Regions from separate parts of the Homo sapiens genome. Here region 2 is linked to region 1. A link is an interaction called in ENCODE POLR2A ChIA-PET data of the cell type or tissue named here. Cell type or tissue: HepG2. All regions are shown on one strand.

What was found. Peaks named below come from ENCODE experiments on the same cell type or tissue, not always from the same donor. Only the 100,000 strongest peaks of a DNase experiment are listed, where the experiment ranks them.
Region 2: POLR2A ChIA-PET joins it to region 1 with 6 read pairs; 1 of 35 experiments calls an interaction of 5 or more read pairs at or near these places.

What each region holds. Positions count from the first base shown.
Region 1 is chr11:75,717,925-75,722,924 of GRCh38, forward strand. MOGAT2 (monoacylglycerol O-acyltransferase 2) reads left to right here. Exons shown (of 6, transcript NM_025098.4): 1 at 1-55; 2 at 2,068-2,246. LOC105369392 (a long non-coding RNA gene) reads right to left here and starts at 361. Exons shown (of 3, transcript XR_950316.4): 1 at 282-361. In HepG2, no CTCF peak of the experiment used is centred here; DNase peaks (open chromatin) are centred at 967, 1,927, 4,007, 4,367 and 1 weaker place; H3K4me3 peaks cover 3,604 bases.
Region 2 is chr11:75,977,029-75,982,028 of GRCh38, forward strand. The region is part of intron 7 of UVRAG (UV radiation resistance associated); the gene reads left to right. Among named protein-coding and RNA genes, the nearest start is that of UVRAG, 160 kb to the left of the region's middle. In HepG2, no CTCF peak of the experiment used is centred here; no DNase peak of the experiment used is centred here; H3K4me3 peaks cover 1,103 bases.

The DNA of each region.
Region 1 (5,000 bases):
CGCAGGCTGCAGACACTTGCTGTCCTACAGTTTGTCTTCTCCTTCTTGGCACTGGGTAAGTTGGGCTGCACTGTAAGACGGGAGACCACCGCACTCAGGTGGGGCAGAGCAGCCACACCAGGTGCACACAGCACATTGATGGTGGCAAGACATTTATCCTAAAGGGGGCTTTGTTGCGCTCAGAGCCCCTGCCCAGAGAGAACTCCTGGGCCTGCCCAGAGGCTTCTTGGGGGTGGAGTGGGGTAGAAGTCACCGTCTGCTGCTCTGGGCAGGTTACTTACTCTTCCTGGCTTGCACTGTGGGTTCTCCTTTGGCACTTGGATGAAGACCAGTCTGCAGGCTGCCAAGTGGTGTGGGAAAGCCTCTGGGCGATGACGGGAAAGTTCTGGGCTCTGCAGCCTGCTCAGAGAGGAGAGATTTCCTTCTGTGCGCTCAGGGAGGAGGAAACTGGGGCTGGTAGTAGGGTAAGTGAGAGAAACAGGGAAAGAAAAGAAGGGTGGGGAGAAGGTGCAGACTGAGAGTGGACTGTGGAGTGGGCATGCTGGGTACCAGGAAACCCGGAGTCAGACTCAGCTGGGCAACTGACTTTAGCCAGCCCATGCCTGACCTCTCCAAGCCTCGACTTCACCATCTGCAGAACGGGGACAACAATGCTGGCCTTGCAGGGCTATTGTGAAGGAAATGAAGAAATGTGCTGACCTCTGCTTGGCACAGACCTGGCCTGGACCCTGGGCTGGGCTCACACTGGAGGGCATGAGCATGGCCCCTTACCCACCCCACCACTGATTTGTGGCCAGAGAGATCACCCTTGCCCAAACAATAGCTCTGCCAAAGGTAACATTTTCTAGGAGGGTCTGGATCTGTGGCTTGGGAAGGGAGAATGACTAGGAGTCCGTGGGGTTTTTCCTTTCATCTGCTGGCACCAGACAAGGTAGGAACTGCTGCTTCCAGGGCTGAGGTTCAGCCTGTACACAGATACCACTCTCCTGGTTGTTAAAATATTGACACACTCTGAACACATTGCTCAGTAGCCATCTCTCTTTCTCTCTCTCTCTCTCACACACACACACACACACACGTACTTCCTCAGAAACTCCCCCACAATTCTGTAGTGAAAAAACTCCCCCTTGGCAAAGCAGGCCCTCCAGGACCCTGCCCTAGCATCCCTTCTGGTTGAGCTGTGTCTCTGTTCTAAGGGTTTTTAGACATTTTACACATTCCTGTATACCCCCTTTGCACAGATGAGCCAAACAATCAAGGATTTGCCTCCAGTAAGGGCTGAGAAACCATCAGTCAGAGGGGAATTCCACACTAGGCCTGGTCTTAGCCCTGATGCACCCCTGATTATGGGGCGGCCAGGGGCTGGCCTCTTCCTCCCTCCCTCCTTTCAACAACAAACGTCACTGGTCACTGAAGGCAAAGGAATCAGAGCTCAGCAGGTTTGGGAACACTGTGTAGTTCAGAGTGGCCACAGACAAGAGGCAGGAGCGGGAGGGACAGGGCCAGCTCTGGGGCTCCTGGAGGCCAGGCTGAGCTACTTGGACTGTGCCCAAAGTTATGGGGAAGTCATGAAGGGCTTGAATAAGGGGAGGCACCTGGCTGGATTTATCTCTGGGAAAATGGGGCAGAGGATGAACAGAAAGAGAGCAGGAAAGGGTCTCCCTTTGCTCTGAGATCCCAAAAGATGGAAACTAGAACAGTTTATCCAACCAGTTGTCCCCATTGATTGAGCACTTAATGAGTACAAACAACTCTCCTGGGGAGAAGGAGGACAGGCAGGGGATGGAGTGAATTAGGCGGCCTGGTGCAGTGGGAGAAAGTGAGCTTTGGAGTTAGGCCTACCTAGGCTCAACGCGTGCTCCCAGTGACACTGGGCTGGCCGTAGTCCCTCTCAGGGACTTTGTCTCCTCTTTGAATGCCCCGGAAGCTGCTGTCTTCCTCCTGGGCCCGAGGATTGGACAGGACAGTGCTGCTAGTGCCAGGCCTATGGGCAGAGTTCAGTCTGAGCAATCTCACCTGCCTTCCTCTCAGACCCCTGTCCCTGACAGCTCCTTCTTCCCTCCCCAGCCGAGATCTGCACTGTGGGCTTCATAGCCCTCCTGTTTACAAGATTCTGGCTCCTCACTGTCCTGTATGCGGCCTGGTGGTATCTGGACCGAGACAAGCCACGGCAGGGGGGCCGGCACATCCAGGCCATCAGGTGCTGGACTATATGGAAGTACATGAAGGACTATTTCCCCATCTCGGTGAGTATTGAGGCTGGTTGGGGTTGGGGAGGGAGTTGGCTGGGGTGTGGTCAGGGCCAGAGTGCCGACGTCTCCATGGGAGAATATGGCCCTGCATGCACTGAGGAGGGTACTGGGCTGGGAGGCAGGAGCTAGGGCTTCCGCTACTATGTGACCTAGAGAAGAGTCCAGCTTCTCTCCGATCATGGTTTCGCATCTGCAGGGATGCGGGGCCAATATGTGGATTGATGGATGTCCAGCATTTGAAGGAGTTCTGTGGGTTATATGGTGTGAGGCATGCCTATGTATCTTAAAGGCACAAACCCATCAGCAGCCCAGGCTTGGGAGTGAAGGTAATAAACTTACAGGTTCTAAGGACCATCTAGCCTCACACTTAACATTCATCAGAAGAGGAGGCTGACACCCAGAGATGGAGGAAATGTCACCAAGGTCACACAGCAAGTTCTTTTACAGATTTCCAAGTGTGTACACTGACTGTGGGCAAAGGGACAGAGGAGAGAGCCCTGAATTGTTCTCAGATCCTACCCTGACCCTAACTCTGGCATGTGGTATATCTTTGGGCAAAGCTTTATCCTGTTCTGAGGCTCAGTCTCCCCATGTATCTAGTAAGTACACTGATTCCTCCTCCTCTGCATGCCTTCAAATCTCTGGCTTTCCGACTCCTGTCACCTCGTGGTCATTGTGGACGCTGGGCCCTGGACTTGAAGTTGTGTCCAGAGCAGAGCAGATCCCTGGATTTGAGTGAGCAGATCTTTCGGCTCCTTCAACGGAATCCCAGGCAATTTAAAGCCTTGATCTATGCAGCCAGGCAGTGATGGTTTATTGGCCAGAAGGGATAGGATGGGGAAGGCAGTGGGGACGCAGAGAAGGGACAGGCAGGGGCAGTTGGCCCTCCTCTGGAAGCAGGAGAGAAGAAAGGGGTAAGATATGGCCCGTGGAGACAGGCAGACTAGATTCTGATCCCAAGTCTGCCCCATACCATATCAGCTGTATGATCGTAGGTAAGTTGGTCTCTCTGAGCCTCAGTTTCCTCATATGTAAAATGGGGATAATGACACATACCTCACTGGGTTGTGTAGATTCAATGAGACAAAGCAAGTAAAGCACTTTGTAGGTTTTCTTTTTTTTTTGAGATGGAGTCTCGCTCTGTCACCCAGGCTGGAGTGCAATGGCACGATCTCAGCTCATTGCAACCTCCACCTCCCAGGTTCAAGCAATTCTCCTACCTCAGCCTCCCGTGTAGCTGGGGCTACAGGTGCCGGCCACCACACCTGGCTAATTTTTGTATTTTTAGTAGAGACGGGGTTTCTCCATGTTGGTCAGGCTGGTCTCGAACTCCCGACCTTAGGTGATCTGCCCACCTTAGCCTCCCAAAGTGCTGGGATTACAGGTGTGAGCCACTGTGCCTGGCTAGCACTTTGTAGGTTTTCAGTAAACAGGTAGCTAGTATTATTTTACCTCGGCAGTGGGACTCTGAGGAAGTGTGGTCGTGACCTCGAGTCTGGGGAGGACTCTGAGAGCCCAAGCCCTGCTGCTCTGACCTCCACACCTACGTAACTTCTCCCACCCCGCCTGGGAACCCTACCTCTTCCTGTCCCATCAGAAACAAGGTCTCCAGCTTGCAAAGGGGGAGGGGTAGAGGAAACAAACCCACCAAAGTTAAGCAACTTGTCTGAATTATGGGAACGCAGGGTGGTTGGGGTTCCTGCCTTGCTCCCTTCTGAGAGTCCAGGGGCCCAAGAAGGACTAGCAAAGGCTGAGCCACAGCTGGAATGCAGGAGCCTCTAGCACTGCAGTGAGCAGGGCCTCCAGGGCAAAGGGCAATGGGGGTGCTGGGCAGACAGCGGGCAGCGGCTGGCAGAGACTGCCGTGCTCACGAAGGGTGGTAGATGTGGTAAGGCGGAACATGGTCTAGCCTGGGGGGCTCAGGATGGGGGCAGTTTCCCCTGCACCTCATATGTGTTTCCTGCAGGGCCCACTCCTGGGTCTTGTCAGCAAAGAAACTTAGGGCTTGCTGAGTTCTGGGAGCAGTCATGGACGTGTCAGAGGCAGAGTCCTCATCCCCACCCCAGGACCTCTGCACTTTGAGATTCACCTCCCTTTCCTGCCTCTCCTCTCTCCAGCCTGGGCTTCCTCTTCTGTGCCAGGAAGGTCAGAGTTTCCCTGGGAAAGTGTGCTGTGGCCAGCCTGGGGACGTGTGTGTGACATCAGGGACCAAGCCAAAGAAAACCTGAAGCAGGCTCTGGCCTCCGGGAGAGCTTCAGAGGTTCTGGCTCTGGTCTCACTTCCCACTCTTGAGCTGAATCCCAAGCTCACCGGGGGGGAAAGGAAAAGCAGCCTGAAAAGGCAAACACACAAGCACAGGCCCAGACACTTGCCGCAGGGTGAGTTCTGAGCCACAGCCTGACATTCAGCGCGGCTAAAGCAGAAGGCAGGCCTGCAGAGGAGGCTGGGGAGGCCCTCAGGTCAGAGGGTGGAGGCCATTGGAGGACATTCCGCAGGACTGGGACTGCTCACCTGAAAGTTCTCCCGGGGTGTCTTCAGCCAGCCCAATGGCCTCAAAGGACAGCATCTGGCCCTCTTTGCACCTGGAGCATTTCCATTTGCAGGTCTGGCAGAAATGCTGAGGCAGCTCTGCGCCTACCCTATCAACGTCCGTCCTTCCTGCTCCTTCCCCAGCCAGGTGGCTTTTGAGGAGGATATCTCAACCTTAGTACTGTTGACACTGGTGGGACACAGGCCTCGATTTGCAGA
Region 2 (5,000 bases), 260 kb after region 1:
CAGTGCTTTAAATGTGTCCCAGAGATTCTGGTATGTTGTGTCTTTGTTCTCATTGGTTTCAAAGAACATCTTTATTTCTGCCTTCATTTCATTATGTACCCAGTAGTCATTCAGGAGCAGGTTGTTCAGTTTCCATGTAGTTGAGCGGTTTTGAGTGAGTTTCTTAATCCTGAGTTCTAGTTTGATTGCACTGTGGTCTGAGAGACAGTTTGTTATAATTTCTGTTCTTTTACATTTGCCGAGGAGGGCTTTACTTCCAACTATGTGGTCAATTTTGGAGTAAGTGCGATGTGGTGCTGAGAAGGGTGTATATTCTGTTGATTTGGGGTGGAGAGTTCTGTAGATGTCTATTAGGTCTGCTTGGTGCAGAGAGCTGAGTTCAATTCCTGGATATCCTTGTTAACTTTCTGTCTCGTTGATCTGTCTAATGTTGACAGTGGGGTGTTAAAGTCTCCCATTATTATTGTGTGGGACTCTAAGTCTCTTTGTAGGTCTCTAAGGACTTGCTTTATTAATCTGGGTGCTCCTGTATTGGGTGCATATATATTTAGGATAGTTAGCTCTTCTAGTTGAATTGATCTCTTTACCATTATGTAATGGCCTTCTTTGTCTCTTCTGATCTTTGTTGGTTTAAAGTCTGTTTTATCAGAGACTAGGATTGCAACCCCTGCTTTTTTGTGTTTTCCATTTGCTTGGTAGATGTTCCTCCATCCCTTTATTTTGAGCCTATGTGTGTCTCTGCACGTGAGATGGGTTTCCTGAATACAGCACACTTATGGGTCTTGACTCCATCCTATTTGCCAGTCTGTGTCTTTTAATTGGAGCATTTAGCCCATTTACACTTAAGGTTAATATTGTTACGTGTGAATTTGATCCTGTCATTATGATGTTAGCTGATTATTTTGCTCGTTAGTTGATGCAGTTTCTTCCTAGCATCGATGATCTTTACAATTTGGCATGTTTTTGCAGTGGCTGGTACCGGTTGTTCTTTCCATGTTTAGCGCTTCCTTCAGGAGCTCTTGTAGGGCAGGCCTGGTGGTGACAAAATCTCTCAGCATTTGCTTGTCTGTAAAGGATTTTATTTCTCCTTCACTTATGAAGCTTAGTTTGGCTGGATATGAAATTCCGGGTCGAAAATTCTTTTCTTTCAGAATGTTGAATATTGCCTCCACTCTTTTGTGGCTTGTAGAGTTTCTGCCAAGAGATCCGCTGTTAGTCTGATGGGCTTCCCTTTGTGGGTAACCTGACCTTTCTCTCTGGCTGCCCTTAACATTTTTTCCTTCATTTCAACTTTGGTGAATCTGACAATTATGTGTCTTGGAGTTGCTCTTCTCGAGGAGTATCTTTGTGGTGTTCTCTGTATTTCCTGAATTTGAATGCTGGCCTGCCTTGCTAGGTTAGGGAAGTTCTCCTGGATAATATCCTGCAGAGTGTTTTCCAACTTGGTTCCATCCTCCCCATCACTTTCAGGTACACCAATCAGACATAGATTTGGTCTTTTCACATAGTCCCATATTTGTTGGAGGCTTTGTTCATTTCTTTTTACTCTTTTTTCTCTAAACTTCTCTTCTAGCTTCATTTCATTCATTTGATCTTCTATCACTGATACCCTTTCTTCCAGTTGATCGAATCGGCTACTGAAGCTTGTGCATGCATCACATAGTTCTTATGTCATGGTTTACAGCTCCATCAGGTCATTTAAGGTCTTCTCTACGCTGTTTATTCTAGTTAGCCATTCATCCAATATTTTTCAAAGTTTTTAGCTTCTTTGAGATGGGTTCGAACATCCTCCTTTAGCTTGGAGAATTTTGTTATTACCGATCTTCTGAATCCTTCTTCTCTCTGCTCGTCAAAGTCTTTCTCCGTCTAGCTTTGTTTAGTTGCTGGCAAGGAGCTGCATTCCTTTGGAGGAGAAGAGGTGCTCTGATTTTTAGAATTTTCAGCTTTTCTGCTCTGGTTTCTCCCCATCTTTGTGGTTTTATCTACCTTTGGTCTTCGATGATGGTGACGTACAGATGGGGTTTTGGTGTGGATATCCTTTCTGTTTGTTAGTTTTCCTTCTAACACTCAGGACCCTCAGCTGCAGGTCTGTTGGAGTTTGCTGGAGGTCCACTCCAGGCCCCGTTTGCCTGGGTATCACCAGTGGAGGCTGCAGAACTGCAAATATTGCAGAACGGCAAATGTTGCTGCCTGATCATTCCTCTGGAAGCTTCGTGTCAGAGGGGCACCTGGCCGTATGAGGTGTCAGTCGGCCCCTGCTGGGAGGTGCCTCCCAGTTAGGCTACTTGGGGGTCAGGGACCCACTTGAGGAGGCAGTCTGTCCGTTCCCATATCTCAAACTCTGTGCTGGGAGAACCACTACTCTCTTCAAAGCTGACAGACAGGGATGTTTAAGTCTGCAGAAGTTTTCTGCTGCCTTTTGTTCAGCTATGCCCTGCCCCCAGAGGTGGAGTCTACAGAGGCAGGCAGGCCTCCTTGAGCTGCGGTGGGCTCCACCCAGTTCGAGCTTCTGGGCAGCTTTGTTTACCTGCTCAAGCCTCAGCATTGGTGGGCGCCCCTCCCCCAGCCTCGCTGCCGCCTTGCAGTTTGATCTCAGACTGCTGTGCTAGCAGTGAGCAAGGCTCCGTGGGCGTGGGACCCTCTGAGCCAGGCGCGGGATATAATCTTCTGGTATGCTGTTTGCTAAGACCTTTGGAAAAGCACAGTATTAGGGTGGGAGTGACCTGATTTTCCGGGTGCGATTTTCCAGGTGCCGTCTGTCGTGGCTTCCCTTGGCTGGGAAAGGGAGTTCCCCGACCCCTTGTGCTTCCCTGGTGAGGCGATGCCTTGCCCTGCTTTGGCTCACGGTCCGTGGGCTGCACCCACTGTCCTACAAGCCCCAGTGAGATGAACCCGGCACCTCAATTGGAAATGCAGAAATCATCCATCTTCTGCGTCGCTCACGCTGGAAGCTGTAGACTGGAGCTATTCCTATTCGGCCATCTTGGAACCTCCCTGCCTCTTTTTTCTGGTATTGTTTCTTACTTAAACATTTAGTAGAATTCACTGTGAAACCAACTAGACCTTTTTTTTTTCTCCCCTGTTTCTGAAGGTTAGTAATTGTTAATTTAATTTCTCTCTCTCTCTCTGTTTTGTTTGTTTGTTTGTTTTTTGAGACAGGGTCTTGCTCTGTTGCCTAGACTGAGTATAGTGGCAGGATCATGGCTCGCTCTAGCCTTGAACTCCTGATCTCAAGTGATCCTTTCACCTCAGCCTTCTGAGTAGCTAGGACTATAGGTGCATGCCACCGCATCCAGCCAATTTTGTTATTTTTTATTTTTATGGATGGGGTTTCACTGTATTGCCTAGGCTAGTCTCCAACTTCTGGGCTCAAGCAATCCTCCCACCTGGGCTTCCTAAAGTGCTGAGATTACAGCCATGTGCCAATGTCCAGCCTAATTGCTTTATTATCTCTTTTTCCTACTGTGAGTTTTGGTAGATTGTCTTTCAAAGAATTGGTTTATATTAGCTAAATTACCAAACTTCTGGGCATAGAGTTGTTTATAGTGTTTTTTTATTCTTCTGATGTTTGTGAGATCAATTGTGATAACCCCTCTTTCTTCATATTAGTAAATTTTGCCTTTTCTCTTTTTTCCTTGAAGAGTCTGGCTAGAATTTTTTTTTTTTTTTTGAGATGGAGTTTCACTCTCGTTGCCCAGGCTGGAGTGTAATGGCGTGACCTCGACTAACTGCAACCTCCACCTCCCAGGTTCAAGCAATTCTCCTGCCTCAGCCTCTCAAGTATCTGGGATTACAGGTGCCTGCCACCATGCCCAGCTAATTTTGTATTTTTAGTAGAGATGAGGTTTTGCCATGTTGACTAGGCTGGTCTCAAACTCCTGACTTCAGGTGATCCACGTGCCTCAGTCTCCCAAAGTGCTGGGATTACAGACCTGGCCCTGGCTAGAGTTTTATCAATTTTATTTACCTTTTCAAAGAACCAGTTGTTGGTTTCATTGATTTTTCTGTATTGGATTTATTCTATTTGGATTTAACTGGCTTCTTGAATATGTAGATTTCTTTCTTCTGCCTAATTTGGTAAGTTTTTAAATTTAAAATTTTTAGACAGAGTCTTGCCCTGTCGCCCAGACTGGAGTGTAGTGGCATGATCTTGGCTCACGGCAACCTCCACCTCCCAGGTTCAAGCGATTTTTCCGCCTCAGCCTCCCGAATAGCTGGGATTACAGGTGCCCACTACCGTGCCCGGCTAATTTTTATATTTTTAGTAGAGATGGGGTTTCACTATGTTGGCCAGGCTGGTCTCAAACTCCTGGCCCCAAGTGATCTGCCCACCTCAGCCTCCCAAAATGCTGGAATTACAGGTGTGAGCCACTGTGCCTGCCCCTAATTTGGCAAGTTTTTAGCCACTATTTCTTTTCTTTTCGTTTTTTTTTTGTGTGTGTGACAGGGTCTTGCTCTGATACTTAGGCTGAAGTACAATGGCATCATCATAGCTTACCGCAGCCTCAAACTCCTAGGCTTGAATAATCCTCCTGCCTCAGCCACTGAGTCGTTGGGATTACAGGCATGAGCCATCTTGCCTGGCTCCATTATTTTTTCAAATACTTTTTCAGTCCTTCTCTGTTTCTCTTTTCTTTCTAGTATTCTGATGACACAAAAGTTAGCTCTTTTGGTATAGTTACACAGGTCCCTGATGTTTTGTTCATTTTTTTTCAAGGCTATTTTCTCTCTTGCTAAAATTGGTAGTTTCAGTATTCTGTTCACAGACTTTTCCCTGCTTCCTCTGTGCTGCCATTGAGCCCATTCACTGAGTTTTTGTTATTTTTTGTTCTAAAATTTCCATTTGGTTCTTTATATCTTCTGTTTCTTTGCTGAGACTTTCTAGTTTTTTTTTTCCTACTTTTTCATTTGTTTCAAGCATGTTCTTAATTGCTATTGAAGCATTTTTATGTTGGCTACTTTCAGGTATTTATCAGAAAATTGTAACACGTCTATCATGT